Linked DNA regions of Homo sapiens: region 2 is linked to region 1. A link is an interaction called in ENCODE POLR2A ChIA-PET data of the cell type or tissue named here. Cell type or tissue: MCF 10A. All regions are shown on one strand. Each heading gives the region's core, and the rest is flanking DNA. Links, peaks and the distances in the headings are about the cores only. Region 1 has its middle 18 kb from the start of MIR3059. Region 2 has its middle 29 kb from the start of MIR3059.

Region 1 (16,430 bases), core at 3,341-11,340:
TTCTTAGAAGGCAGCCCATTCAAAGAAATGACACATTTTTCCATGTTCACAAATACTTCCATTGACCCCAAAATGAAATAGAAATCTATCCATCACAGATTCTTCACGATTATGATTCTCCCTTGCTTCCTTGTGCTGCTTCCAGGCAATTATTTCTGCTAAGCTTTAACCATCAGATTTGAACTGCCTGGCTTCCGTGTCTACCTCCCCCTTTCCTTTCTGATGTGGAGTGTTTACAAATTTTCCAGTTACTTCTTTCAAATCATTGATGATTTCATCAACTGAAATCATCACCTTAACAGCTACCATCATCACAAATGATTTCTACAAGGAGGGGCCCAACTCACTGACCCTCTCTCGGGATTAGTCATCTCCCTAATACTTTCACACTCTTCACACCCAGCTTCTCTTCATTTTTGCATAATACTTACTATTACTGTGTTTAAAATATTCTTGACTCCCTTGTTCTAATCTCGCACTCATTAGGCGAGATGGAAACTCTGGACAAAATCCCTGAATAGCAAAGCATCCTAAGTAGATTGGATTCTCTACAGTTTATGTAGAGAACCAAACTCAAGTGGGCTTTCCACAAAACACACAAAAAATCATGTTTCTTCAGCAAGTTTACTCGGCCAAGTTCCGCAATTAAATAACATCTTATACACACTATTTAAATGTTTTCCTACTCCTTTCCTCCCTCTCTTAATCTCAGTATATTATTTCACTTCTTACCAGAACAAATACAGCAGATGGTAACTACATAATCTTTTTGCTACCATATGTAAGAACTGACCTGCTGCCTCTCTGTCCCATCAGTTCAGGCTACTGTATAATAGAATACTACATATTTGGTGACTTCAACAACAATCATTTATTTCTCACAATTCCAGTGGCTGGAACATCCAAGATCAAGGCTCTGACAGATCTGGTTTGCGGTGAGGGCACTCCTCCTGATTTGTAGACGGTGGTCTTCTTTTGTATCCTCATGTGCTACAGGGCAGAGAGAGAAGAAGCAAGCTCTCTTGGGTCTCTTTCTATGGGGGTTATTAATCTTATTCTAGTGGGCACCACCTGAAGACATAATCACTTATCAAAGGCTCTACCTCCTACTGCCATTACATTGGGGCTGAGGATTTGTATATATGAATTTTGAGAGGAGGGCACAAATATTCAGCTCATACTATGCCCCTTTCCATTAGAATGAAGGACACGCTGCTCCGATTCAAGTTCAGCCCCTGCACATGCATTCCCCTCTACTCCCACTGTTTTTAGCTGTTTTTGTTCCTGAGTCTTCAACATCTTAATTTCTGTCACAGTCTCCTTCTGATCAAACATGACCTCATATCCCTAATCTTAAATAAAACATGGCATGCTTTGTCTCGACCTAATATCTCTTGTTAGCAATTATTTTTAATTTGTCTTTTTATTTCAATCTCCCTTCATAACTAGCTTTTAACAACAGTTTTTATTTTCTCTTTTATAAAGGCAACTTAAACTTTCTCAACTTTCATTTAATTTTGCCACACTAGAGTTCTGATTCTATGTCACCAATTAATAACTTGTTGCCAGATCCTACATATTCCCATCCTACCTTAGCTGTCGGCAGTATTTTACAGAATTGACCACGACATTTTTCTTGAGAGACTAGCCTCTTGATCTCCACATGTAGTGGATACATATTTTGTAAAATTCAAGTGAACACAATATGTAATTCGCTTTATTTTAATTTCATTATTTTTTTCATAAACAGAATTGTCTTCTAATTACATTCCCATTTTGCTTAGAGGCAGAAAAACTTAACTGAATCAATTCCAAGTAAGTTCAGAGGTTTTAAAGGATTCTCAGGCATTTTGGGTTTTAATTCAGTTAAATCAAAATTGTCTCCCCCCCTTCTTCCTTGCTTTTTGGATTGGTTTAACTTCTGGAAAGTTCATACAGTACAATTATATTAGATGGTGAGGCATCTGGGAATCAGCCTTCCATTGTCCTATACTGACATCTATTGTGATGTACAATCATGTCTCACATACCCACCACATTGGCATCTGTTGAGGTTTCTGTATTTCCACCTGGTTTCTTGACATACATTTTACACTACTCTTTGTTATAATGTCTTCTTATCACAATCACAGACCCTTTCAACATCTGCTTGCTTTCTCTCAGCCAAACTTTGTGTTTGTTTGTTTGTTTGTTTGTTTGTTTTGCTCTTCTTGTTACTCGGGGATCATAGGATACTTGCTATGGCTGCCTTGTGCCTTCCCCTTCTTAAGCAACAAAAATACATCTTAACCCTTTTCATTGGGTTATTAGGGAATTCTAAAAGCATAATTCTTTACACTGTTCCAGAAATAATTAAGGGAAAATGTGGTATTTTTAGAATTCCAAACTGTTCTGTGGGTTCTGTCAAAATCTCATGTACTTCTCAATGATAGCAGAAAATACAATGAAAAGAGTCTTCTTAGATCCCATCAGTTTTTAAGTATTTCTCTCTAATGCATTTTTCAACCTTTCTTTATACTGGATAGAGTAATTATCCTTTAGTTATAATGAGAGGGAAGACTGATTTAATTTTTCATTCTTCCAAATCTTCGTCTATTATGTCAGTAATATAGCTTTTATTAAAATGAAAAAGAGTTCACATCTCTGCTCTGTACTTTCACTTAATTACAGCTGGCTGGGCTGGGGGAAAAGGACCACATGTTAAAAATGAAGCAATTTGATGACTGTTACTGGGAGAAACACCTTTCTGCAGTATGGCTGAATGGTTAATCTGCTCATCCTTTTTTTTTTTTTTTTTTGCTGGAGAAAACAAACAAAACATAAATGCTGAATATGTTAAAACAGGGGTCTCCAAACCCTGGGCCACAGATCAATACTGGTCCATGGCCTGTTAGGAACCAGGCCACACAACAGGACCTGAGTGGCCAGAGAGCAAGAGAAGCTTATCTGTATTTACAGCTGCTCCCCATCAATGCATTACCACCTGAGCTCCACCTCCTGTCAGATCTGTCTTGGCATTAGAGTCTCACAGGAGTCCGAACTCTAGTGAACTGCACATGCAAGGGATATAGGTTGCACACGCCTTATGAGAATCTAATGCCTGATGATCTGTCACTGTCTTCCATCACCCCCAGATGGGACTATCTATTTGCAGGAAAAAAAGCTCAGGGCTCCCACTGATTCTACATTATGGTGAGTTACATAATTATTTCATTATGTATTACAATGTAATAATAATAGAAATAAAGTGTGCAATAAATGTAATGCACTTGAAACATCCTGAAACCGTATGCCCCCACCCCGGTCTGTGAAAAAATTGTTTTCCACGAAACCAGTCCCTAGTGCCAAAAAGATTGGTACTGTTGTATTAAAACATTCAAATGCATTGATGAACTAAATAGAAAGTAAAGAGTATCCAAGGCATAAGTAAATGAAAGGATAAAATGAAAGTGACAAGCAGAATGCTGATACTGGTTTCCACCTTGAAAGCCATTGCACATTCTAGTAAACTTGAGTTTTTGTTTTCATATATTTTCAAAGCACAAGGTATAGAGAGAAAATGTCCAGTGGTGGCTGAAAATAGAAAATCGAAAGCATAATCCCTGCATAAACCTAGGCCCAGCAAATGGCCTAGCCCCTCCTTTAAGCATAAAACAGGAATAAATGTCCACTCATTCAGGGTTTTATAAGGAGCTATACCTATCTTGACTTCTAGTGCTGAATGAAGGGGGAAAAAAGTAATGCTTCTAGCTAAAAAACAGCCTTTATGTTGGATTGCAGCCTGAATTTCCTCAAATTGTGTGATGCGAAAACCTTAATGCAATACTACAGTTTAAAGTGCATCTAGGTTGGTATAGCCCCCAATCCGTAGCAGAAACAATTGCATTTTTTTTCCCAGAAGAACTTGTCTTCAGTCACTACAAGCAATTATCACAAATAAAAATTTAGAAATATAAATTTATACTAAAGAAAAATCACAAAACACCTAAGGAAACAAAGTGCCACAAGCTGGAGCCTCCTAATATGGGAACAGAATAACATAACTAAAAAACAAATATACTTCATAGGTTACAACAATAAACGAAGGTACTGAAAAAAAATAAGAAAAGGGCAAAAGAATTTTAAAGAGACTAAGATGATTCAACAAAAGACTCAAGAGAATGGCTTGATTTTGAAAAATTACTATTTTAGGTCAGTGTCCCTGGAAATAGACTCTTAAATATGGATTAACATACAAGAAATTTATTTGGGTATTATTCTTAGAGAAAACCACTGTGAAAGAAGTAAGAGAAGCTGGATTGGGCAGAAGGCAAGGGAGATGCAATTGCAATAGAATCTTCAGTTGATAATATCATAAGCTCTGAAGTTAATCACTCCTAGAACTACTACTAAAAACCAGATATATTTTTAGTGTCTCTATTATACAGAACAGCTACCACCCCACAGACTGAATATAATAGTTACAAGTGAAAAATTAGATAAGAGGCTTAAAATTTCTTTAAGAACTCTCAAAGTTCTATACAAATGGGTTATTTTGACATCTACACAGGAATCAAAAGAACAGCCACTGGAATCAGATAATCTTACTTCACTTCTGCCTTTGACACTCACTAACTAGTTGACCAAAAGCAAATTACTGTCTCTCTGTGACCAGTTTTTTCATTTCTAGAGTGGCATTAATGATAGCTGCTTCATAGAAGTGCTGTGGAGGATTAAATAAAGTGAACACATCTGAAGAATAAGCACAACATCTATTATATAACAATAGTTGTTAATAGCGGTTATAATAAAAATATTTTTTAAAAGGAAGAGGAGGATCATAATCCTTAATTTAGATTCTGCGTTAAATTGTCTTATATTTACTTAGATATCCTCTTTAACCCACGTCATGTGCAGAACCTAATTTCTACTCCAAAAACACAGCAGTATTTTACTGGAAATTTACCTTTAATGAAATATTCTGCAATAGCAGGAGATCCTTGACTCTTTTTCTGGCTCTTTGTATGAATTTATGGTAGAAAAAAAATTGCTCATCTGATCTTTTTATGTCAATATATCACATATTTGCACAGAGACACTATTTCTGGGTATTTTAGAATACGTTCAAGCTGATTCCTTTTATCCTACAAGTACGCTGACAAAACAACAGCTTATAGCATTGAGATTTGTATTGGCAGAAGCATTTCCTGTTAATCAAATACTCTGTAGCATGTTTGTACATGTTTTTTCTTCTGTGCCTTGAAAAAGATGATATGACTTTATTCCTGTGTTTACTTTTTATTTCCTACCCTTAAAACAAATTGAGGTGCAGTTTCTTAATTTAATAAATTCCCTTTTCTCTGGCCCTTTCAAAACAACAAAATTACTGCTAATTTTAATCTATCAAGTAGCAGTTGACATAAATATTATATGGAATTCAATCTACAAGTTGATTTCTTTACAGTGATAAACAAATATTTTGTTTTATTTATGTTCGACCAGATTTATTTGGTTCTTCTTTAATGAAAATCTGGGGCTATTTGGCTCCTACGATAAGCTGTCAAGATGAAAAATCTATGCTGTAATGTCAATTTGCAATGCTTGTGGTTCAAAGGGTATTCACAGCACATGATTTATTTTTCCATCACCTAAGATTTAAAAAAGAAACTATGCCATGATTAATATCAAAAAAATGAGAAGTGATTTATTTTTACAAATTTGTCTTGAACAGTATAAAGCATGTTATTTCTGATGGTGCCTATTAGGAACAAGAGCAATTGAAGTCTGTATAAACATTTTAAATCTCCCATTAAAAAGTCAACAACTTAGAAAAAACTGGAACAGATACTCTACTCCCATCTAGGGGAATGATTTCTTAGATATTAGATGAAGTGTTGTACAACATTTTTTCAGGGCTTTTGTTATGAGAATAAGTGTCCATTCTTCAAATGCATATCATCCTTTTAATACATGATTGTTTCCACAGTTTTTTTTGTTTTTATATTTAATATATATGCATATAAATTTGACAAAAATAAGTTAGTTGAAATAAAAATTAAACAATATTTAAATAGCTCCTAAGTTTCAAATGCCCTCTCAATTTTGGAAAATAACTTATAGCAGTTCTTAGCATCAACCTAGGAAAATCTTTAGAATTAATCTCCCAGTAATCTCACACTATTCTATTCAGAATCAAATCTTTTACACCTGCCTTCAGTGAAGGAAGTGTTTGGCTTTATTAGTTATAAAAGTTTATTTCCTTTTTTTAAAAATTTTTATTTTTTTAAATTTTTGTGGATACATAGTAGGTGTATATATTTGTGGGTTACGTGAGATATTTTGATACAGGCAGGCAATGCATAATAATCACACCAGGGTAACTGGGGTATCCATCACCTCAAGCATTTATCCTTTGTGTTACAAACAATTCAATGATACTCTTCTACTTATTTTAAATGTACAATTAAATGATTTTTGACTATACTTACCCTGTGGTGCTAGCAAATATAATAGCATCTATCATTGAAATTTGCACAGAACATCAATTCTCCTTACCATCTTTTATGTGTCTTCTTGCAAAATCACTTTAGTCTTGTTATGTTTTAACTATAAAACCTTATTTAATAATCAAGAGTTATAGTTAAGTGCAGAATTATTCTATTACTAGAAAGCTACATGTGAATTAATCCTTCTTATTCTTTTATTACAAGTATATGATCATTAAATAAGTAGGTGTATTTGAATTGATATCGAAAGGCATCTAAGATATAATGCTAAGACAAAAAGTAAGTGAGAAAACAGTGTATTTTCATAATTATGTAGTGGTATCTATACATATATTTGTACACTAGACAATAATGTTAAAACACATTGGTATGTACGGAGAAAAAAGTGTGGCCTAATATGCAGCAAACTCAACAGTAGTGAGCGGGAGTATAATAAATATTCATTTCTTTTGAGACGGAGTCTCACTCTGTCACCCAGGCTGGAGGGCAGTGACGAGATCTCAGCTCACTGTAACCTCTGCCTCCCGGGTTCAAGCGATTCTCCTGCCTCGGTTTCCCGAGCAGCTGGGACTACAGGTGCTCGCCACTATGCCAGGCTAATTTTTGTATTTTCAGTAGAGACGAGGTTTCACCATCTTGGCCAGGCTGGTCTCAAACCGCTGACCTCCGGTAATTCACCAGCCTCAGACTCCTAAAGTGCTGGGATTACAGGCGTGAGCCACTGCAACCAGCCAAACATTCATTTTTTACATCTTTGTATCTTACATATCTTTGTGTTTTTCTTTAATAGCCAACATTTCTATAATAAGACAGGGGAAGAAGACAGGCATGTAGACTCAAATATTAATAATGAATAACTCCACAAGGTAGAATTAAAATGACCTTAATTTTCTTACTTCTTGACTACATTTTAAAATCTATGTTCATAACAAGAGTTATTAATTTATGTAATACAAGGTAGAATCATTTTAGTGGACTGATATTAAAAAACTTTTCTCATTTATTGCGTAAACACATCTCACTCCTCATAGACTTTTTCTATGGAAATATGATTTTATAAATATAGTTAACTTTTATCTGAATAAAACTTATTTATCAATAAAGAACATTAATTGCATGAGCATTGTTAAATCACCAAAGTAAATCTAGTACATCACAACTAAGTTATTACTTGGCCTTCTCAAGAGCTTCTTCAGTTAAATTGCATGAGGATTGAGAATTAAGTGAGTTTTTTGTTTGTTTCTTTTTTTTGTTCTGGTGGTCATATCACTACTTTTGTGTAAAGTTACAAGTAATGGCTGTGAATAACAACATAGATCTTTTCATATATAATATTATAGAAATACATTATGAACAATGATTTCCATGTATATAAAATAATGAAAATAATAAAAAGTTTTAAAAAGTATTCTGTAAGCCCTTGTTTTAGATCACTTCTCCCTTTGTTTCAATAACATGCTTTAATAATCACTCTTTCTTAAGAACTATGTGAACATTTAGATTTTACTGTTTTAAAATTTTTGTATCATTAAGTATGCATGCTTTATTTCCTAACTTTTTTACTATTAATATCTTTTTTTTTAACTTCTGGCTTTCCTTTGCCTCTTCGATCCTCTCTAGCAATATTTAAGATCTCTGATAGCTAATGGTAAATCTGAGAACATTTCCTGGATTCAAGCCAATCATAACATCTTTAAATAATGTTTATATATTGCAAGCTTGCCAGCTACTTACCAGGGCATAACAAAAGATAAATATACACTCCTCTACTACCACCACTAAAAGAAGCCAAGTCATCTGACTGCCAGTGACCTAATTTTTACATAGCTGTTTATAATTCTCATCATCATGTTATAGCAATATGATTTATTAATCCTTCTGGCATTTTTCTCCTTGACAGCTTCTCAGCTGCTGTTACATTCTACTTGGATGGGTAAGTACTATATACTATTTTAAAAGTGCACATCAAGTTTTATATGTTGAGACTTTATTTGCTTTAAACACTTAGTGTCAACTAGGGTGGAATAATTTGGATTTAACAGTATAAATGATAACAATTATTGTTAAGGGTTCAACATAGATGAGAATGAAGAAAACATACATTTGAAGATGTGATTACAATAGAGCCTTTCAATATGTTTAACTTAGGGTGGGTTAAAATATAATTCACGTCTTAGTTTTTAAAGGCCATAGGATTTTACTTCAAATGGAAAATATACTTTTAAGTCCTCTGCAGACTCTTAGGTATGTTCAAATACTTGTGTACAGAAGAAATATTTTTGCTATAATATCTAAAAATTTACACCTTTGTGGACAACATCTCTACGTTTTCAAATTAATTTTAGATTGTCAATAATTAGCTATAATCACCAATACAGGTGGTACTTATTTATCTTTATATGTAACTACCACACTTTTTTTAATAACAATAAAATTCGACTTGATGTTGCATGCATATTAAACAAAAACAATAAGAACAGGACAAAAATATTAGAAAGGAATATGCACATATTAACAAACATCCAATTAATAATTCACTACAGTTGTACTCTAACCAAGGTTGTGTTACTAGAACGTATGGCAAAAATAGGAGAAACATTTAGATTGTATAGTTCCCTTTGTCCAGTAAAAAAATCAACCATTTTTGCTTAATGTGAATAGACACATTTCTTCATGCCAGTGAATAAGAAGGAGTTTAGGCATATAAAATATATTAGGTAATATCGTATTGTCAACCACAGATTTACACAGCAGTGTTATTCAAATGGACAATTTACATTTTTGGATCTCTATCAGACCTGTCACCTGCATATTGACGTTCCATCTCTATAAATTTATGCCTTAAGTTAGAGAAACATTTTTGTAGGAAATAAAGATAATGTGTATTCATGTGACTTCCTGATGACCTGATTTAATAAACTTTTTCTTAAATGTTAGGAGGAAGACATAGCTATATTTATGACATTATCTTGCTCAAATTTCCAATGTTTTAAACTGTCTTTTGTCAAATGATAGATGATGTTTCTGTTGTAATTATCTGAATTTTTGAGATGAGCATTTGAAGGAGCTCCAGTTTCAATTGGAAACGATCCATAGTCTTTAGACACTGGACATTCTTTTGTGAAGGATTTGAAGTGTGATTGTATATTTTCTCTAATATTCATAAGTATTCTATCATATTTATTCTAGAGGTAAAGCAGTTAATTCCTAAAAGTCTAGGAAAAATGCAACCATAATGCAACTTTCCACATTTGGAAAGGTTGTTTGAAAAGCCAGAATTCTTCAGCATCTTACTATAAAGTCGTAATTTGTGTCTACTGTATTTTAATCACAAATGTGACAACAGCATGGTTGTATACAAAATAAAAAGGGGGCGCTGGGCCGGGCGCGGTGGCTCACGCCTGTAATCCTAGCCCTTTGAGAGTCCAAGGCGGGCAGATTTCCTGAGCTCAGGAGTTTTAGACCAGCCTGGACAACACGGTGAAATCCCATCTCTACTGAAATACAAAAGAAATTAGCCGGGCGAGGCAGCGTGCGCCTGTAATCCCAGCTACTCGGGAGGCTGAGGCAGGAGAATTGCTTGAACTCAGGAGGCGGAGGTTGCAGTGAGCCGAGATCGCCCACTATACTCCCTGCCTGGGTGACAGAGAAGGTCTCGGTCTCTACCAAAAAAACAAAACAAAACAAAAATGTCAGGGGGCGCTGATGTTTTAGCCTCCGTGTTTATCCCATTTTTGTGGAGTCTTTAATGTTGTCTGGTCTGACTCAAAATCATTGTCACTTTCACCCAAGTTGTTTAAGGCTAAGGATGTGATATTCTTCACTGAGATTCAGAGAACTGGTACGTAACTAACAGAGAACAAATTAAGTAACAATTTTCACACAGCTCCCTGGTCATTAAAAAATAGGGAAAAGGAGGAAAATCTGGTGTACTCTAGCTTCTAAGGAAGTCAGTTCCTCAGTTTAAGTACTTTCTTTTACAGCATATAATAAAGCAAATAAAATGCTAGGCAATTCCATAATATTCAGATGTTTTGACTTTCAAAACACTAGTTGTTAAGCTATTAATCACTGTGAGAGATCCTATTAAATTCAGGTGATGCTGATTATTTTAAATGGACAGATAAAGTTTTATGTATTGTGTAAAACATGATGTTTCAAAGAACTTATACATTGTGAAATGGTTGAATCTAGCTAGTTAAAAAAATGCATTACCTCATATAGTTATCATTTTTGTGGTAAGAACACTTAACATCCGCTTTCAGCACAGAAGTACAGAGTAGAATGGTGGTTACTAGAGGCTGGCCTGCTTTGGGTGCAGTAATGTTGGGAAAATGTTAGTCAAAGGATGAAAAGTTAGAGTTGGATAGGAAGAATAAGTTCAAGAGATAATGTTGATTTTTAAGCTTTCAGTAAATTAACAAATAACTTATGTTGACATTATAACATGACATTTCACCAAAATCAAAGGCTGTCTTTCAAACATAGCACATCTTATTTTCATTTTGAATGTCACATGAATGAACCAATATGTCACTCCAGCTACTGCATCTATTATGTAGAAGCTCAGGTAGTTATTAATAGTTATTATTAGTGAAAAAATATCATAATCAACCTACACATAATGCTGCTGTTTAAATACCCCATATAATATGGTAGGCCAGAGGAGGTAGGGGTCCCAAAAGATGGCTCTGCAAGTAATAACAACAAATTTAAAGCATTGGATGACCCAGTTTTTGAAACACTTGTTATTGAGCAAAAATCAGTTTCAGAAAATTATTAGAGATGCCTATAATTTTATCAAAGACCAATTGCATCATTAAAGCATTACAATTTGGGGAGACACAACAGTGCTGAGGAGATCATTAAATAGGTGTATGCATCCTGAAGTCAAGAATTTAAAAGAATCATTGGGTGTTGGAGTGCTCATTTGCCATAAACTATTTTGAACCATAATTAATAATGAATTTTAAATCATAAAGGCAACATTTCATACTTAAAAGATATATACATTATATATATGGTAAAATCTATGAAAATGTTTTTTTATACAGGTTTGAAGTTTTTCAGTATGTTATAAAAGTTAAATTTATAATGCATGGGTATTGTATCGAACAAATACATGTTCAAATTAAGGAAAAACTTTGCTTTCCTATTTTAATTGTTATCTAAACAAGACTTACACATACACAATTTGTGAACACACAATTTCAGAAATCTTTTCAGAGAGAAACAGTTTAATTACATGCTTTTTGCCTATTTACCAATGAAATTTAAGGCAGTTGTTACATTTTATTTGTATTACAATCTCCAGAGAACTGAAAAATGTTACAATAGCACTTTAACATTTTAATTGAAATACTTTAAAAATTAAACTGTTAGAAAAAATGATAAGGAAAAGGAGACTGTCCTTCAGGGATTGACTTGTGTCCCCCCCAAACTCATGTATTTGTTCCCCAATGCCATAGAATGTGACCTTATTTGGAAATAGTGCCTTTACAGAGGTATTCATGTTAAAATGAGGTCACTAGAGTGAGCCCTTGTTCAATATAATAGGTACTTATTAAAAGGGGAAATTCAGATATGCAGACTTACTCAGAGGGAAAACAATGTGAAGAAACACAGCAAGAAGATGGCCAGCGACAGACAAAGAGCCCCCGAGGCTGCCAAAACCAGGAGACAGGCCTGAAACAGATCCTTTCCTGGAACCTTCAAAGGGCCATCTTGATTTCAAACTTCTGGCCTCCAGAATTGTGAGACAATAAATTTCTGATGTTCTTAGCCAATCAGTTTGTGGCACTATGTTTTGGCAGCCCTAGAAAACTAACACATTATCTTAACAAATGTTTCTTGTCTAAGATAGACATTTTATTTCCATAACATCCACAGTGGCTTAGGGAATTTATGTAGGAAGTCATACACTGTAATTATTTATTTATAAATTTCTGAGGAACAACGATGAAACTAGCAACATTAGTTGTTTGATATTCTTAAAATTCAGAGTAGTAAGAGACAATGTTGTTAGTCAATTGATATAAACAATACTGAATAAATGTTGTGTGATGTGGCTATCATGTATAAAATAGTTGTACAGATTTGAACATGAATTCAATGCCAGTATTGCACATATGTCTCTGTATTCTTCTCAAGAAACACAAATAATTAATAGGACGACACCTGGGTTTAACACCAGCATATGGTGGACCTATATTTTCCATATGCATACCATATGCTCCCTACTAAAATGTATCAGACAATTTTATGTATACCAACTAGTAAGGACCCAGTTTCCATCCCTTTATAACCTCCAAAGCCAGAATGAGGAATAGACATTTGACCTAGAGTTAATTTTTGAGGTGTGTGAATAAACCAAATTAGGTAACTGCTTTTGTTTTTATTTGCTACTCTGAGGGAACAGAGTAAAGCAATGCTGAGATATGAATAGAGATGTAGAATCTTTTAGTAACAACAGCCAATATATTCTGTTTTAACAAAAGCTCTGTTATTATTTTATGGTTGACTGTTGATAAATCCCTTAAAAACTATTGACTTGGTAGGATATGATACTTTGGGACCTCCAGGTCAGTCTTTGAGGTGGTCTTGATAGTGTGCTATGTGTTCACAAAATGTATTAAGATATGGGAAAATAAAGCATTTCAATATATATATTTTATAATGTGTGTGTGTGTTTACTTTTTCAGCAAGTTAGTTCATTACCAAGAAAAGGCCCCACAATAGAATTATAAATCTTCAATCTTTTGTTGGCATCTACAGGATGGGCCTCAACTTCAGATGTTTAACTGCTGTAAGGACACTGGCTCAGTTTTACTCTGTCCTTTAGGATCTTTGGGAAAAGATGCATGCTCAGAGTCTTCTCTGGCCTGTAGCAATGCTACAGTTCCCTCTTTCGGTTTGCTCCATGCTTGCTTCCTGTCATGCACAGTTAACAGTGCCCTCCCTCCTGCTGTCATCCTCATTTCTCTAGTTCTTGAGCTCACTGCTGGGAGAACAGAACCATTACTAAAATATGACTGAAAAGTGCTGAAGTGCTCACCCAGCCATAACATTCTTCTATTTACTGTCCTTGTTATTTATGTTGATATTTGCTTAATCTAGGATGTAAGAGCTTGACATATGGGGTGATTTAGCAACACCAGGGAAATAAATATTATCCACAGTTCTATCATTGAATGACATGAGATTAATAATATCTGGGCTAACCATTCTACCTGCATCAAATGTCGCAATCACAGATTTGAATATTTTCCTTTAAAACATACAGTATTAGATTTCATTGAAGCATGGCGTGCTACATAAATAGACTTAAACAATCAGGGACCCAGCTTGGACCCTCTGGCAAACTGCGTGTGTTTTTTTGTTCAATCTTACGTTATATAAAGCCTTATGGTCACTTTAAGGCAAAAACAGTCCCAATTCTGCAAAATTTGAATAAACCACCCCATAGAATAATCAAATTCTGAACCTGATTTGAAGTGTTTTCCTCCTCCTCACTAAGGGACTTTGTAATGTAAGGCAGATAAATGATAGTTCAGTCTTCCCTAGCTCCCCAATCCATGCTAAACTTGCTAGCCAAAGATTCTTCTGAATCTACGGTCAAGGTAGGGGAAAGAAGAGAGGAAAGTGGATAAGAACATTTTAAAGGTGAATCCAAGCCTTCTGAGCCAGATGAATTGCGCTAGTCTACTTTTTTTTTTCTTATGGTGCATTTCTATGGCTGTCTCAAATTTCTCAGATTCCCTCTCTCTTGGTGTGCGCAGGGCCTCTCTTAATTATGTTTCTTCTAATTAATCCTCAAATGTTGACGTAATGCACCCAAGCCTTGACTAAAATCTTCAGGTCCTGCAAGGTCATTCTTTTTGACAAGATTCTTTTTTAAATGATTACAGGCCAGTGTGCTTCCTGCTAGATCCACACATGGTGCATCACATTCTTGCACGTTTGACACATCACTGGGGCAAAACTGATTATTTCACACTTGCCACCTTCTCTGTTTCCCCTTTAGTTTTTCAAGCATGAGTCAATAACCATTCTACATTGGCCCCATACCTATCAGCAAACACATATGAGATTCTTGATTGGTCAAAGTTTCTCTCACCAACTTGGGATTAATTTTACCCTCCATTTTTTCATGTGAGTATGTAAGTGGGAGTATGAGGAAGGGCAGAGTATACAACTTATTGCTCAGCTCTCTCCAAAGACATCTTCCTTAAATATTATGGTTTATTATTTCCCAACTCTCAACCACCATGTATCTTTGATGTGAGTGAGAGGATTCATTTTAATTATCTTCTTGAATTTCTATAAACAATGCCTCTACTTTATAATGACTAAATCCAAATTTCATTTTTAACATGCTATTATATCAGTTGATAGTCTAGAATTGTGTTTCATATTTTAGAATTTTCTTCAACTAACTTATGAGTGCCTTAAGGTCGTAAATCATGTCCTGTATTTAATTTTTTTCTTATTGCTCCTGATCCAGGTAAGCCATCTTTAATAATTTTTGTTGGATGATTGAGTGAGACTTTAAAAGGAGATATAGGGAGTAAGGAGCTAGATCATGATGGGAAAAACTTGAATCATGAACAGATGATATAGATGTTAATATTAATAGGACCTAATTGGGGTAGTACTTTAAAATAAACATAACATATAGAACATTGCAGTAGTTTAAAATGTCACCAGCTCTTTGACTCTCCTTCCCATTAGGAGGTCAAGTCTGTTTCCACCACCTTGAACCTGAGGGCTTTGTAGGACTGTCTCAATAAATACATTGAAGAATAATTGATATTGCATAACTTTGAGGCTAGATTATAAAAGGTCATGCAGCTTCTGTAGGTCTCTCTTGGAACACATGATTTCGGAGACTTTAGCTACCAAGAAATCCAGCAACCCTGAGGATGCCATGTAGAGAGATAACAAAGCAAGAAAGTTGGAAAAGTTTACATTTAATCTTAAGTCATATTTAGAGAAAATGGAAAGAAATCAGAATTTCTTTGTTCCTTTCCCCCACCTGTCCACCACCACAATATTTCTCAGTCCAAGGCTCTCTCATTTGCAAAATATTTTTAAATTAAGACATGTTTTATAATGAAAGATCAAATTCAAGATAGCCCTCTGTTAAGGATCCCAAAAGACCTAAGGTTAAGTTTTGTAGACTCTCTCAAAGAGTCAAGAAGTCTTTTAATGATGCCAAGGTTGTTCCTCACAGATAATCTCTGTAAAATAACAGGAGATCTAATAACTTCAAAGACTTTCCCCACAACATCCTTGAGATCTGTGAGTGTGTATTTTTTCTAATAGAAAGAATTGCACATTAATTCATTGAAAACCCACATAGTTTTAAAGAAATTTTATCAGGTGGGAATGCAAGAACAGGGACAGTATAAATTTAAAAGGAAGTTGGATTTCAGGATTTCTGTGAGCAGAAAGCTAGCTGCGAACACTCAGCTGCAAACACCAGTCACTTCTTATGTAAAAGGAAGGATGATTCAGACAACAAAATCAAGACCCAGAAGGCAGACCAAAGAGGTATGATAAATCATTCCTAGGCAATAAGACTGAGCCATCATCAAGAAACTGGCAACATGTACTCAGCTGGATTTCAGAATTGCTATGAATCAGTGACTCTGATTGCCTCCCATCTTACCTATTTTGAATGGAATTGTATCAGTTCTTCTATATGTGAGCCATCATTGTATGTTAGCTATATGGTGGGCAGATAACTTGTCTCTTTAGATCATAGATCTACAGGTTGAGAGAAACAGCACTGAAGGAGCTGTACTGAAACAACCACAGGCACAGAGCTTCTTACGTGCATGGATCTCATTTAGATAACAGGATACTAAAACCTCAAACCTGAGTGTGATATTACAATATATGAGACATTTGAAAGTCTTGAGAGGGAGTGAGTGTATTTTGCAC
Region 2 (15,584 bases), core at 393-8,392, 49 kb before region 1:
AGAATGGTGTGAACCCGGGAAGCGGAGCTTGCAGTAAGCCGAGATCACGCCACTGCACTCCAGCCTGGGCAACAGAACGAGACGCCATCTCAAAAAATAAATAAATAAATAAAAAGTCTATGAATAAACTTTAATAAAAGTGTGGAGTTTTTTTCAAAATTAAGTTAGGTAAAATAGAAAAAACAATTCTGTTTTTAATTTTTGTATAAAAACACTTTAAGAGTGCTAGACACTAAGCAAACAATTCTATACAAACCTACACAACTTTAGGTTAAGGCATCCACAACTATGGAAATTATCCAGCTTTAAAAATAATTTTTGAATAATTTGTGTCAAATTCTAGATTTGTTATCTATAGGAAGTAAGAAATTTATGATGGAAAATGCTGAATATTGAGATTATTGTCTAAAATGGTATCACTGAATGGAATTTCTATGAGGACAGGGATGTTGTCATTTTTTTTTTCTGGCCACCGTAAGTGTCTAGAAAAGTGCCTTGTCCAAAATAAGTATTATAAAAATGTTTCTCAGTGAATAAATTTTAATATCATTTACTCAAATTAGCTTCATTTCTTATAGCACTTCACAATTCACCTGAATCTTAACTATATTACCATAATGTAGTTAAAAAGAGATGTGGTTTTAAGAATCTACACAGTTTTTGGTAGAATCTTCTATACTATCATTTTCTTTTGTTCTAAGTCAAGAGTGCTGAGTTCTCTCAATACTTATATCTACAATTTATACGAGTCAGAATGGCTATTACGAAAGTCAAAAAAAAAAGTTGTTGATGAGGATGAGGAGAAAAAAGAATGATTACAGACTGTTAGTGGGAATGTAAATTATTATAACCTCTAGGGAAAAGAGTATGAAGAGTTCTCAAAGAACTAAAAATGGAACTACCATTTGATCCAGCAATCCCACTACTGGGAATCTAACCAGTGTAAAATCAATTATTATATATAAAAAAAATCTTGTGCTTGTATGTTTATTGCAGCACTATTATATGGCATAGAGCTAAGTGTCTATTAACAGATGATAAGAAAAAGGAAATGTGACATACATACACACACACACACACACACACACAATACTCAGCCATAAAAAGGAATGAAATCGTGTCTTTTGCGGCAACATGAATGGAATTGGAGGCCATTACCTTAAGTGTAATAATTCAGAAACAGAAAGTCAAATAGCGCATATTCTCACTTATCAGTGGAAACTAAACAATGTATGGATATGTATGTAGAGTGTGGAATAACAGACATTGGAGACTCAGAAGGGTAGGAGAGTGAGAGGGGAGTGAGGGATGAGAAATTATGTAATGGGTACAGTGTGCATTATTTGGGTGATGTTTACACTAAAAGCCCATGTATTAGTTCTTTCTCACACTGCTATAATGAACTATCTGAGACTGGGTAATTTATGGAGAAACACCTTTTAACTGATTCGTAGAACTGTAGGCTGTACACGAAGCATGGCTGAGAGGCTCAGGAAACTTAACAATCATGGCAGAAGGCAAAGGGAATCCATGCACATCTTACGATGGTGGAGCAGGAGAAAGAGAGCAAAGGGGAAGTGCTACTCACTTTTAAACAATCAGATATCATGAGAACTCACTCACTATCATGAGAACAGCAAGGGAGAAATCTGCCCCCATGATCCAATCACCTCCCACCCGCCCCTCCTCTAACACTGAAGATCACAATTCAACAGGAGATTTGCATGGGAACGCAAAGGCAAACCATCTCAGCCCAGACTTCACTGCTATGCAATATATAACAAACATGGGATTTATATTACTTATGTAATAAAACCACACTTGTACCGCTTAAATTTATACAAATAAAAAAATTTCTAATGTTGACCAAAGATCTAAGATTCATGGCTTTTGAGTTAGAGAATTTAAATTATATAATTAATGCAGCCTAAATTCAACTTCAAAGTTAAGGTTAAAGTCTTAAACAACAAAAATTTAAAAAAATGTGATTATAAACGTTCTTTCAAGTTTTGAGGTTGAATATAAGTCTATAATTAAAAAATAAATGGGGAATTGGCAATTATATTATTTCATTTTATAGGAAAGCTGTATTGCATTAATTTTGGCCAACCTTCAAAAGTAGATATTACTATTTATTACAAGTGTATCTTTTTATTTTTATAATATTATTATTTTTTATTTTTATTTTTGAGACAAAGTCTCACACTGTCACCCAGGCTGGAGTACAGTGGCGCAATCTCTGCTCACAGCAAGCTCCACCTCCTGGGTTCACGCCATTCTCCTGCCTCAGCCTCCTGAGTAGCTGGGACTACAGGCGCCCGCCACCACGCCCGGCTAATTTTTTGTATTTTTAGTAGAGATGAGGTTTCACCGCGTTAGCCAGGATGGTCTCCATCTCCTGACCTCGTGATCCGCCCGCCTTGGCCTCCCAAAGTGATGGGATTACAGGAGTAAGCCACCGCTCCCGGCCTTTTATTATTATTATTATTATTATTATTTTGAGACAAGTTCTTGCTCTGGTGCCCAGGCTGTAGTGCAGTGTCGCCATCATGGCTCACTGCAGCCTCAAACTTCTGGGCTCAGGCAACCCTCTCACCTCCACTTCCCCAGTATCTGGGACTACAGGCGTACACTACCATGCCTGGCTAATTTTTTTTTCAATTATTTTTTGTAGAGATGGGGTCTCGCTATGCTGCTCAGGCTGGTCTCAAACTCCTGGGCTCAAGTGATCCTCCCACGTTGGCCTCCCAAAATGCTTGGTTTACAGATGTAAGCCACTATGCCCTTCCTTGATGATTTCTATTGACAGATAATAAATAGTTTTCACAAAATTCTCGAGAAAAACCTGGGCCATACCTCAATTGTTTATAATTTTTTACTCTGCCTTTTAACAATTTATATTTTGTCTTTTATATGGGGTAATTAGAATGAGAATGATGTAAGGGAAGAGTCCTAAGTTTAGAATTGAACACATCTACATCTACATTGTAATTCCTGACAGCTAAGCTGCTTACCAGCTGTGCGTTTTCTGGCAATTTATATATCCTTTGTTTTCCCTTCAAGAAAAATAACAGTTGTTTTTTTTTTTTTAGTGAAATTGTATGTATAATATGTATATATTTATATTATATAATTTAAAATACCAGGCACAATAAAATGGCTCTCATTATATTCTTTTAGTAGAGGTTTTGTTTGTTTTGTTTTGTTTTGCAGTAGTTTTGTTTTGTTTTATATGGAACCGGTTATTTAAACATTTAAGTATTTGTCTTTGTATTATATTAAAAGTGATTTAGAATTTCTTGACAGGAAAACTAGAGTAACTAATGTAAGTCTCTGTAAGTAATAGAATTCACTGCATTCTATGCAGGGGAATTTGAAAAGTTTTGAAAACATAAAAATCAATGTTACATGTTGGTAGAAAAGCTACGTCCTAGAGATACTGTTCTTAATATTGGTATATGTGCAATTTCAAAACAGGGATGAGTCAAATCACATAAGGCTATGACTTTTTCCTTATGTGTCATTTGCAAGCTTAGCAGTGGTGAGGATGTTGGAGATAAATGTAAGAAACTAGGCCATCTTTGCTCATTTTGAATATAGTGGATGCCTCTTTCCTTATACGATTGTTAAATTAACCCTTTTCAGGTTGCCAGGTCTACTGTTTTAAATTATGTACAGATAGATTTTTGTAAGAAAGGAAAAAAATTCTCAAAGAAGTGTGTACTTGTGTGTCTTTTGTAGAATGCATCTAAACAAGTTGTCTAAAATTATACATCTTCTCTTTATTTACGCAGCTTATTCTCCCTTTTTTGTTATCTCAGTTTTCTTTCTCTCTCCCTGCTCCACACACTTGAATGAAGATTGAAAACTACAAATTCTTTTCAGTATTAGGACCTCTGAAGTTGATCCTGATGTTCTAAATACATTATCCTTATCTTTCGTCTTGCTTACGAGAGTATTATCCTCATTTTTATATGATAGAAAGCTGCTTTGAAAGGAAAAGGCCTTGATGCAGGCCAAGCAATTTGTAAGCTATGGAGGTGAGATATGAATCATAGTTCATCTATATCTCTAGGCTGTATTTATCTCCTTACTTCTAGAGAAAAAGGAATAAGGAAATAAATGTTAATTCAATGATTTTAAAATATATTTATTATCATTATAAAGACTGAGCAGTATTATTCAAAATTCAAAGTTTTGAGTTCTGTATAGGTAGTTTGCGTATATATAGGAGATGGACATCCCTGCACAGCTACTTTTTCCTAAGTTTATCAATGTTTCTTTTAAGATTTAAGGTAATCCTTCTATTCCAAATATGCAGAAAGCATTTGAACACATACTTCAAAGAATTTCTGGAGACAGCCAGGAGTAGCCAATCAACTTAAATCCTTGTATGTCCTCCTGGGCTGAAATGCATGTTTCCTTCACTATATATTTCAGTTCTCCTGTTCCTCTATCTCAGCTCTCTAGTTTTCCAAAACTAACACCCTTGAATAAGAGAAACTCTGTGCCAAAGACTACTTGGTACATTTCCAACCACAAGATTCAGAGGGTCTGGCTGCCTCTAATTTAGTATTGCCAACATACCCATCGGTGACTCAAGCCAAACAGAGACCACGCCAGGACACTTTTTAATTTGCCAAAGCAACTTGTGAAAGAGGTAAACCAGTCCAATTCTGATAAATTATCTGCAAACAAATTAGATATTCTTACAGCAAGGAAGTGTCAATACTGTAACCAAGCAGAGGTGACAGAATTCATAACATGTTTCAACAGAATATATCAGAAAAATTATTTTGTAACCATGGTAAATATATTAAATCATTCTTCCAGCATTTTGTTAAGCTTGTATTTGGATTTAATAGCCATTCCACAATGAATATATACTTCAAAACATCATGTTGTGAAATATAAATACCTAAAATTTTATCTGTTGATTTAAAAAATACATTAAAAAAATTTAAAAGAATGGGCTATATCACTAAATATAACACACTGTTGTGATTTGGCAATTTGCCATTGAATTTTTTATATTAGTCTTGCCAAATTAGATAAGTTAAGCCTCTAAATTTATTTCACGAAGAAGTGGGTAAGTCCTAGATAGCTACTAGGTACAATTTTATTTGGCTATATTTTTAAATTAGTCAAATAGATGATTTTTAAATATACTTTTATGTTGCATTGATAATAGCCAGTCAAAAAAATTGAATCATTTAATAATTTATGTTTGTAGGTGCATTTTAGCAATCATCCTTTAAAAATTCTGATATTTATATGTCTCATTTGATTTGAATGTATTCAAAGTGTGAGAAGGAAGTAATCTAACGTGTACAAAACACTATACTAGATCGTTTCATACATTTTAGCCAATTATTACTCACAATAATTTTGCAAAACATTATGCATATTTTATAGATAGTAAAACTGAGGATTTTTAACATACAAGGTCATAAATCAGAAGGTAAGTATAATTCTATTTAGTACAGTAATTTGAATTCTCCACCAGCCCATACAAGACTTTGAGAAAGACATTGCTCTAAATGATCACTTAGAAAGTAGGGTATTCATCCTCTCAAAAGGCTGTTTAGTTATATTTGAGTAAGTTTTATTTCCCCTGTTAAGTTATAAAAAAGTTGAAGGGTAACATGATATCTTAAATTTATTCTTCATATCAACTTACAATTAACCTCATACATGGAAACATTTATACAAATTTAAGCCAAAAAGAAAAAAAAAACTGTTATAAGTGTTCTAATTCATCTTTAAGTTTTAGTAACATTAAATTAATATAATGTTTTATAAATACTCAAATGCAATATATTCAAAACTATTTTTTATCATTCCCATTTCTGCTCTCTGAAACAGACTCTTTTTCAAAGTGTCCTACCATGGCAAGTATTTCCATTATCAATGGTCCCTGAGCTAAAACACATTTAATCTTATATTGGCTTGTTTTAGCCAATTCCCACATCTACTCAATCATCAGGCTCTATAGATTTTATTCTATTATTAGTCCCAAATTCTCACTCTCACCACTTTAGTTCAGGTATTTATAAAATAAACAGAAACGTCATTGATTTTATATGCAAATTTCTGAAATTTTAAAAGTCATAAGTTATTCGTTCAGTCAAATTTTTATGTATTATTCTCGAATTGTTTTGCAAACAAATCTATTGTGCAATATAAAGGAAAAAAATAAAATCCTATGATTGATAATGACTCAAGTAATTACAAATATATTATATATATATATTTCAGGGTAAAAAAGAAGAAAATCAAAACTTTAAAAGTTTAGAAAAATAGAAATAAGTGAAGATTCAGAAATAGTAAATTATTTGGTCTAGCAAATGATAAGTTTGTGCATTTGAGCACCATTATCCTTTTTCTTTCAAAGGTTACTATCCATGTGGTAAATAAATAGCAGTGCTTCTGTGAGACCTTTTTTTTAACCCCCTTCAAAAATGTTAAGTTCCCCTTCCTCCTACCTGTAGCACTTTCACATACCATTTTGATAGCATTTATAAAAACTTTAGTTTATTTATTTGCTCATATGTCTGACATCTGCATGAGACCTTCACCTCCTGGCAAGCCAGGACAATGCCTTTGTGCATCTGTGTTTGTACTGGATACTCAGCAAGCATAATTTTTAAATAATTAAATAAGTATATATGTATTTATTTATAAATATTTTAATTATATATTAGATCATACATCATATATGCATTGCTTGTATAATACATAGCATTGTTATCTATGTTAAATATATATATATGAATTTAAAAATGGATGGATGTGCTTATGTTCATCCACATGGCTTTATCTTAAGTTTTAGAGTTTTATACTATGTTCAGTAGGATGGTAAATACTTTGTAAACATGTCCAAGTTAAAGACACAGAGAAGTGACTCACCAGTTTGCTAATTCACAGGAGACTGAGAGATTGTGTCTGTGCCTGTGTGCAAAGCATTTTAAACAATCAGTTGCAATGTCTATTTCATGGCTCTTTTTACTAAATAGAAAAATCCATTTACTAAAGGCCTGTTGCTTTTTATTATGCAATGTATATGTTTTTAAAAGACAAAGCTTTGGTATGTTTACAAAAGTTAGCCACTAAACAATTATTTCTGCTTAATAATACTTGACCTACGGATAATCTATTACATTGATTCTTTTCTCTCAGATAGTTCTCTTTTAAATTTGCAAGAATTGGTTGCCTTTGTGTGTTACTTTATCATGTAATGAAGTACTCATGAGACCTCATTATAGAACCAACTCTATTTTCAATCATTAAATTAGTGCTCTTATTAAGATGAAGTATGAAACTGCTTGAATTGCTGCTTTCTTCAAAATGCTTTTTAAAATATTTAAAATCCTTTTGAATGGTAAATTAAAATCTTTTATAGTAATAAAGAATCATATTAACAGGTTAAGGAAAGCTAATTGGAATTAAATTGATAAATGTGGTGAATTATTTTATATACAAACTGCACTGATGCAAACATGATTTCTTTTCTACAGGAGAAAAATATGAGAATAGAATAATTATAGTCATTTGAGAATGCAGTCAAGCCCAACAGTGAGACAGATAACTTTTCAAAGAAATATATCGAATATACCCGTATGAACTGATTTCCTTTCATCTATGTTTAGGTGCATGGCTAACAGAAAAGAAAGAAAGAAAGAGAGAGAGAGAGAGAGAGAGAGAGGAGAGAGAGAGAGAGACAGACAGAAAGAGAGAGAGAGAGAGGGGAGAGAGAGAGACAGAAAGAAAGAAAGAAAGAAAGAAAGAAAGAAAGAAAGAAAGAAAGAAAGAAAGAAAGAGCAAGCCTTAGAAGTTACTTTTTAAGGCTAGCTGGGTGTGGTGGCTCACACCTGTAATCCCAGCACTTTAGGAGGCCAGGTGGACAGATCACTCGAGGTCAGAAGTTCAAGACCAGCCTGGCCAACATAGTGAAATCCGATGTTTACTAAAAATACAAAAATTAGCAGAGCAGGATGGTGCACAGCTGTAGTCCCAGCTGCTTAGGAGGCTGAGATGAGAGGATTGCTTGAACCCAAAAGACAGAGGTCGCAGTAAGCCCAGGTCATGCCAGTGTATTCCAGCCTGGGTGACAAAGTGAGACTCCCACTCAAAAAAAAAAAAAAAAAAAAAAAAAAGAAGTTACTTTAAAAAAATGTGAACCTGTTAAACTGACATGTTTTAGTTAAATAAAATTAATGTAAAATAATCTATACTTAAGTATTTTACATAAACTTATACAATGTGGAAGCTTTACATAATATACATTATATGTAATTACAAAGAAGAGTTTAAAAAATCCTTTCCATGAAAGAGCTCAAAATTAAAAGTGTACAAATATATACACACACATGCACACACACATACATATATCACTTGTCTTATAAATAGTTAAGAGATATGAATATAAATTATTAGATTTATTATACAGTAGAATTATATGCCTTGTGGTAGCTATAAATATCAAATTTTCTATTTCCTTCCTACTCAGCAGTAGGAAAATAGTAAGATAGGAAAATATTAATTCCTCAGTAGGAAAATATTAAGAAGTTTTTGGTTTGTTTGTTTGTGTTGGTTGCCTTCTATATTAGTTTGCTAGGGTTGCCATAACAAAGTATCCCAGACCAGTGGCTTTAAAAGTATAAATTTATTTTCTCACATTTTTGAGGGTTGTAAGTTCAAGATCAAGGTGTCAACAGGGTAGGTTCTTTCTGAGGGCCAAAAGGGGAGGCTTTTTCCCTGGCTTACAGGTGGCTATCTTCTCCCTGTGTTTTCATATCCTCTTCCCTCTGTAGATGTTGGTATGTCTACATTTACTCTTCTAATAAGGACACCAGTCATAGTGGACTAGGTCCTACTTTAATGAGCTCATTTTAAGACATCAGTCATGTTGGATTAAGACCTACCCCAAGTAACTCATTTTAACTTAATTATATCTGTAAAGTGACCATCAAATATAGTCACATTCTGTGGTACTAGGGATTAAGCCTGCAATATATGAATTGGAAGGGGGAAATAATTCAGCCCAGCCCACAGCATGTCATGCTCTGCCCCCCACAAATGTATGCCTTTCTCACATGCAAAATACATTCACCCCATCCCAGCAGCCCCTAGTCTTAACTCATTCCAGAATCAACTCTAAGTCACAAATCTCATTTAAATGCCATTTGATCCACGTGTGGGTGAGACTCCAGGTATGATTCATCCTGAGGCAAAATTACTCTCCAGCTGTGAACTTGTGAAACCAGACAAGTTGTCTTCTTTGAAAATACAATGGTGGGATAGGAATTGGATATACGTTTCAATTTCAAAAGGAAGAAAACAGAAATAAAGAGGTTATGCATTCCAAGCAAGTCCAAAAGCTAGTAGGGAAAATTCTATCAGATTTTAAATCTTAAAAATTATCCTCTTTGACTGCTCTGGAGCCAAATCTTAAGTCCTCTGGACCATCATGGTAGCAGTCCTATTCTTTGGGCCCCCTCAGGGTGGCAGCCTCATCTCCTCAGCCTTAGGTGGCAATGGCCTGTTCCTTTGAAACTTTAGAGGAGGCCTTGCCATTTAGAACCAAGGAGGAGACAAACCTACTCGCGGGCCTGTTGTAGTGGCAGAAATGCCAACTTCTGCACTGCCTGCAAGGTCATTCAATCTTTTTATTAAGGGATAATGCACATTCACAGCCAATTAATCTGCTTTTCCCTCCTGTAGAATTTTGTTCCATCCGTTTATTTTGTTTCATCTTTATTTTCTTCAGTACAAGCTGGGTGTGTTTCAGCATGTATCGAATTCTCAAAAAACTTTTCTGGCCTACCATGCAATTCACAGACGTCCAAGCCATCAAACATGAGGACAGTCCAGGAGGATCCTTCACAGATCTTTCCTGGATAACCACATCTTCAATCCCAGCTTCTGGTGAGATGGTTGAATAGACCCATGAGCCATACATACAATCTCTTTAGCAAATGGTCATTCAGCCACAACCTTGATGTTTCCTCCAGAACAGGTTTTCTGATTTTTTGCAGTATGGATATGCTGAGGATTTTCCATATCTTCAGATACTGCTTCCTTTTTGTTTAGCAATTCTTTCTTCCACTTATCTCTCTCCTTTAGTATTTTGCCATAAGCAACAAGGAGAAGGAATACTATCAATACTTTTTATAAAAAATACAAATCTTATCAGCTAAATATCCAAATTTATAAAAGTTCTATTTTCCACAAAACACTAGAACACAATTTGGCTAAACTTTGCATTACTGTATAACAAAGGTCGTTTTTCCTCCAGTTTCAGTAATGTTTCTCTTTTCCCTCTAATACCTTACCAAAGCATCTTTAACATTCTACCAATATTCATACACACACACATACACACACACACACACACACACACACACACACACACATATATATTTATGTACTTTTTTTTACATAAACAAGTTGGTCTCAAACTCCTGGCTTCAAGTAATCCTCCCACCTTGGCCTCCCAAAGTCTGGGATTACAGGCATCAACCACCATGCCCATCCTTACTTACATTCTGTACACAATGACATATATATTTTTTAAGAGGATAGAGACTTTTTCTACAGCTATCTTTTTTTTTCTGAGTCCTTACCAGAGATTCCTTCAATGACCATATTTCTACCATCAATCTTTCCAAGGAAATCTAGACTCTTTGTAACATACATTTTACAACTCTTCCAGCCTCTACATAAAACCCAATTCCAAAGCCACTTTCATATTTTTCAATGTGTGTTATAGTAGCACCCCACTTCTCAGTACCAAAATCTGTATTAGTTTGGCTAGGGTTGCTTTGACAAAGTGCCTCAGAATGAGTGGCTTAAACATCAGAAATTTGTGTACAATTCTGTAGGCTAGGAGTCTGAGATCATGGTGGTGACAGGGATGGTTTATTCAGAGGCCCATGAGGAAAGGATATGTTCCAGGCCTCTTTCCTTAGCTTGAATATGGCTGTCTTATCTCCATGTCTTCATATCATCTCTCTATAGATCTGTACCTGAATTACCTCTTCTTATAAGGACACCAGTCATATTGAATTAGGACTCACCCTAATGACCTCATTTTAACTTAATGATCTCTGTAAAGACCCTATCTCCAAATACAATTACATTCTGAGGTATTGACAGTTATGAACTCAACATATGAGTTTGGGGAAGGAGACACAATTCAACCCACACCACCTTCCTTCAAGCTCATGTCATATTTATAATAATATATCTTATAACTAAAGATTTCTAGAAAAACAACTTAAAATTTATACACTTAATTCCAAAATTATTATTTTTTCCCTTTTTCTAATTTGACACCTAAATTTCAAATAGGGAAGATTAAGATTATTAACTATATTCAAGAATAAAACTTTGGTCCTCATATTGAAAGAATTCATACATAAGTTGATGCTTATGGTGTTTAACATATATTCCTGAATCATCTGAAATTCATTACCATTTTCTATGATTACTACATTATCTATGCAAAAACACAGCCAACAATTATTTTTAAATTGTCTTTTAACTTCCTTCTGCAATTCTACTTCTATGGATCATGTATAATATTTAATATGTTTTGAGAGGCCTAAAATATATATAAAGCAGAAATCATGGGAAACCATTATATAATGTTTCTTGAAACATTTGATTATTTAACAAAATGCAAACAACAGAATGGTATTGATTAGATAATATTTAGTAGTCACTACTCTCTAGTATTGTACTAACACTGGGAAATAAAAAGATTAATATAAATAATACATATATTTTCAAACAGTTTAAAGTCTGCATTCATATAAATTTGGTAGACCAGGTATATAAATACAGTCACTGCTCCATATCTACACTATTGTTGCCACCATAAATGGATATTTATATTAAAACTGCTTTTTCCACCTAATTGTTCATAGAATACTAACGTTCTATGAAAAAAAATAGTCTCTGTTTCTGAATATAGGCTAAATCATCCTCATCAGATCATAAGAATTAACATCATATACTAATCTATTGATTATAAAATTTTTAATGGAATAAAGCTAATAATGTCATTCTTTTTTTATTTTATTATTATTATACTTTCAGTTTTAGGGTACATGTGCACAATATGCAGGTTAGTTACATATGTATACGTGTGCCATGCTGGTGTGCTGCACCCATTAACTTGTCATTTAGCATTAGGTATATCTCCTAATGCTATCCCTCCCCCACTCCACACCACAACAGTCCCCAGAGTGTGATGTTCCCCTTCCTGTGTCCATGTGTTCTCACTGTTCAGTTCTCACCTATGAGTGAGAACATGCGGTGTTTGGTTTTTTGTCCTTGCGATAGTTTACTGAGAATGATGATTTCCAATTTCATCCATGTCCCTACAAAGGACATGAACTCATCATTTTTTATGGCTGCATAGTATTCCATGGTGTATATGTGCCACATTTTCTTAATCCAGTCTATCATTGTTGGATATTTGGGTTGGTTCCAAGTCTTTGCTATTGTGAATAGTGCTGCAATAAACATACGTGTGCATATGTCTTTATAGCAGCATGATTTATAATCCTTTGGGTATATACCCAATAACGGGATGGCTGGGTCAAATGGTATTTCTAGTTCTAGATCCCTGAGGAATCGCCACACTGACTTCCACAATGGTTGAACTAGTTTACAATCCCACCAACAGTGTAAAAGTGTTCCTATGTCTCCACATCCTCTCCAGCACCTGTTTCCAGACTTTTTAATGATTGCCATTCTAACTGGTGTGAGATGGTATCTCATTGTGGTTTTGATTTGCATTTCTCTGATGGCCAGTGATGGTGAGCATTTTTTCATGTGTCTTTTGGCTGCATAAATGTCTTCTTTTGAGAAGTGTCTGTTCATGTCCTTGGCCAATTTTTTATGGGGTTTTTTGTTTTTCTCTTGTAAATTTGTTTGAGTTCTTTGTAGATTCTGGATATTAGCCCTTTGTCAGATAGGTAGGTTGCAGAAATGTTCTCCCATTTTGTAGGTTGCCTGTTCACTCTGATGGTAGTTTCTTTTGCTGTGCAGAAGCTCTTTCGTTTAATTAGATCCCATTTGTCAATTTTGTCTTTTGTTGCCATTGCTTTTGGTGTTTTAGACATGAAGTCCTTGCCCATGCCTATGTCCTGCATGGTAATGCCTAGGTTTTCTTCTAGGGTTTTTATGGTTTTAGGTCTAATGTTTAAGTCTTTAATCCATCTTGAATTAATTTTTGTATAAGGTGTAAGGAAGGGATCCAGTTTCAGCTTTCTACATATGGCTAGCCAGTTTTCCCAGCACCATTGATTAAATAGGGAATCCTTTCCCCATTGCTCGTTTTTCTCAGGTTTGTCAAAGATCAGATAGTTGTAGATATGCGGCGTTATTTCTGAGGGCTCTATTCTGTTCCATTGATCTATATCTCTGTTTTGGTACCAGTACCATGCTGTTTTGGTTACTGTAGCCTTGTAGTATAGTTTGAAGTCAGGTAGCGTGATGCCTCCAGCTTTGTTCTTTTGGCTTAGGATTGACTTGGCGATGCAGGCTCTTTTTTGGTTCCATATGAACTTTAAAGTAGTTTTTTCCAATTCTGTGAAGAAAGTCATTGGTAGCTTGATGGGGATGGCATTGAATCTGTAAATTACCTTGGGTAGTATGGCCATTTTCACGATATTGATTCTTCCTACCCATGAGCATGGAATGTTCTTCCATTTGTTTGTATCCTCTTTTATTTCATTGAGCAGTGGTTTGTTGTTCTCCTTGAAGAGGTCCTTCACATCCCTCGTAAGTTGGATTCCTAAGTATTTTATTCTCTGTGAAGCAATTGTGAATGGGAATTCACTCATGATTTAGCTCTCTGTTTGTCTGCTATTGGTGTATAAGAATTCTTGTGATTTTTGTACATTGATTTTGTATCCTGAGACTTTGCTGAAGTTGCTTATCAGCTTAAGGAGATTTTGGGCTGAGACAATGGGGTTTTCTAGATATACAATCATGTCATCTGCAAACAGGGATAATTTGACTTCCTCTTTTCCTAATTGAATACTCTTTATTTCCTTCTCCTGCCTAATTGCCCTAGCCAGAACTTCCAACACTATGTTGAATAGGAGTGGTGAGAGAGGGCATCCCTGTCTTGTGCCAGTTTTCAAAGGGAATGCTTCCAGTTTTTGCCCATTCAATATGATATTGGCTGTGGGTTTGTCATAGATAGCTCTTATTATTTTGAGATACGTCCCATCAATACTTAATTTACTGAGAGTTTTTAGCATGAAGGGTTGTTGAATTTTGTCAAAGGCCTTTTCTGCATCTATTGAGATAATCATGTGGTTTTTGTCTTTGGTTCTGTTTATATGCTGGATTACATTTATTGATTTTCATATATTGAACCAGCCTTGCATCCCAGGGATGAAGCCCACTTGATCATGGTAGATAAGCTTTTTGATGTGCTGCTGGATTCGGTTTGCCAGTATTTTATAGAGGATTTTTGCATCAGTGTTCATCAAGGATATTGGTCTCAAATTCTCTTTTTTGGTTGTGTCTCTGCCCAGCTTTGGTATCAGGATGATGCTGGCCTCATAAAATGAGTTAGGGAGGATTCCCTCTTTTTCTATTGATTGGAATAGTTTCAGAAGGAATGGTGCCAGTTCCTCCTTGTACCTCTCTGGTAGAATTCAGCTGTGAATCCATCTGGTCCTGGACTCTTTTTGGTTGGTAAGCTATTGATTATTGCCACAATTTCAGAGCCTGTTTTGGTCTATTCAGAGATTCAACTTCTTCCTGGTTTAGTCTTGGGAGGGTTTATGTGTCGAGGAATTTATCCATTTCTTCTAGATTTTCTAGTTTATTTGTGTAGAGGTGTTTGTAGTATTCTCTGATGGTAGTTTGTATTTCTGTGGGATCAGTGGTGATAACCCCTTTATCATTTTTTATTGTGTCTATTTGATTCTTCTTTTTTTCTTTATTAATCTTGCTAGCAGTCCATCAATTTTGTTGATCTTTTCAAAAAACCAGCTTCTGGATTCATTAATTTTTTGAAGGGTTTTTTGTGTCTTTATTTCCTTCACTTCTGCTCTGATTTTAGTTATTTCTTGCCTTCTGCTACCTTTTGAATGTGTTTGCTCTTGCTTTTCTAGTTCTTTTAATTGTGATGTTAGGGTGTCAATTTTCTATCTTTCCTGCTTTCTCTTGTGGGCATTTAGTGCTATAAATTTCCCTCTACACACTGCTTTGAATGTGTCCCAGGGATTCTGGTATGTTGTGTCTTTGTTCTCGTTGGTTTCAAAGAACATCTTTATTTCTGCCTTCATTTTGTTATGTACCCAGTAGTCATTCAGGAGCAGGTTGTTCAGTTTCCATGTAGTTGAGCGGTTTTGAGTGAGTTTCTTAATCTTGAGTTCTAGTTTGATTGCACTGTGGTCTGAGAGATAGTTTGTTATAATTTCTGTTCTTTTACATTTGCTGAGGAGAGCTTTACTTCCAACTATGTGGTCAATTGTGGAATAGGTGTGGTGTGGTGCTGAAAAAAATGTATATTCTGTTTATTTGGGGTGGAGAGTTCTGTAGATGTCTATTAG

What was found. ChIA-PET counts read pairs that join two places held together with the same protein. Peaks named below come from ENCODE experiments on the same cell type or tissue, not always from the same donor. Only the 100,000 strongest peaks of a DNase experiment are listed, where the experiment ranks them.
Region 2: POLR2A ChIA-PET joins it to region 1 with 6 read pairs; 2 of 35 experiments call an interaction of 5 or more read pairs at or near these places.

The regions. Positions count from the first base shown.
Region 1 is chr12:86,719,197-86,735,626 of GRCh38, reverse strand. It overlaps a transcript of MGAT4C not described here. Among named protein-coding and RNA genes, the nearest start is that of MIR3059, 18 kb to the left of the region's middle. In MCF 10A, for the core only: no CTCF peak of the experiment used is centred there; a DNase peak (open chromatin) is centred at 8,226.
Region 2 is chr12:86,766,518-86,782,101 of GRCh38, reverse strand. It overlaps a transcript of MGAT4C not described here. Among named protein-coding and RNA genes, the nearest start is that of MIR3059, 29 kb to the right of the region's middle. In MCF 10A, for the core only: no CTCF peak of the experiment used is centred there; no DNase peak of the experiment used is centred there.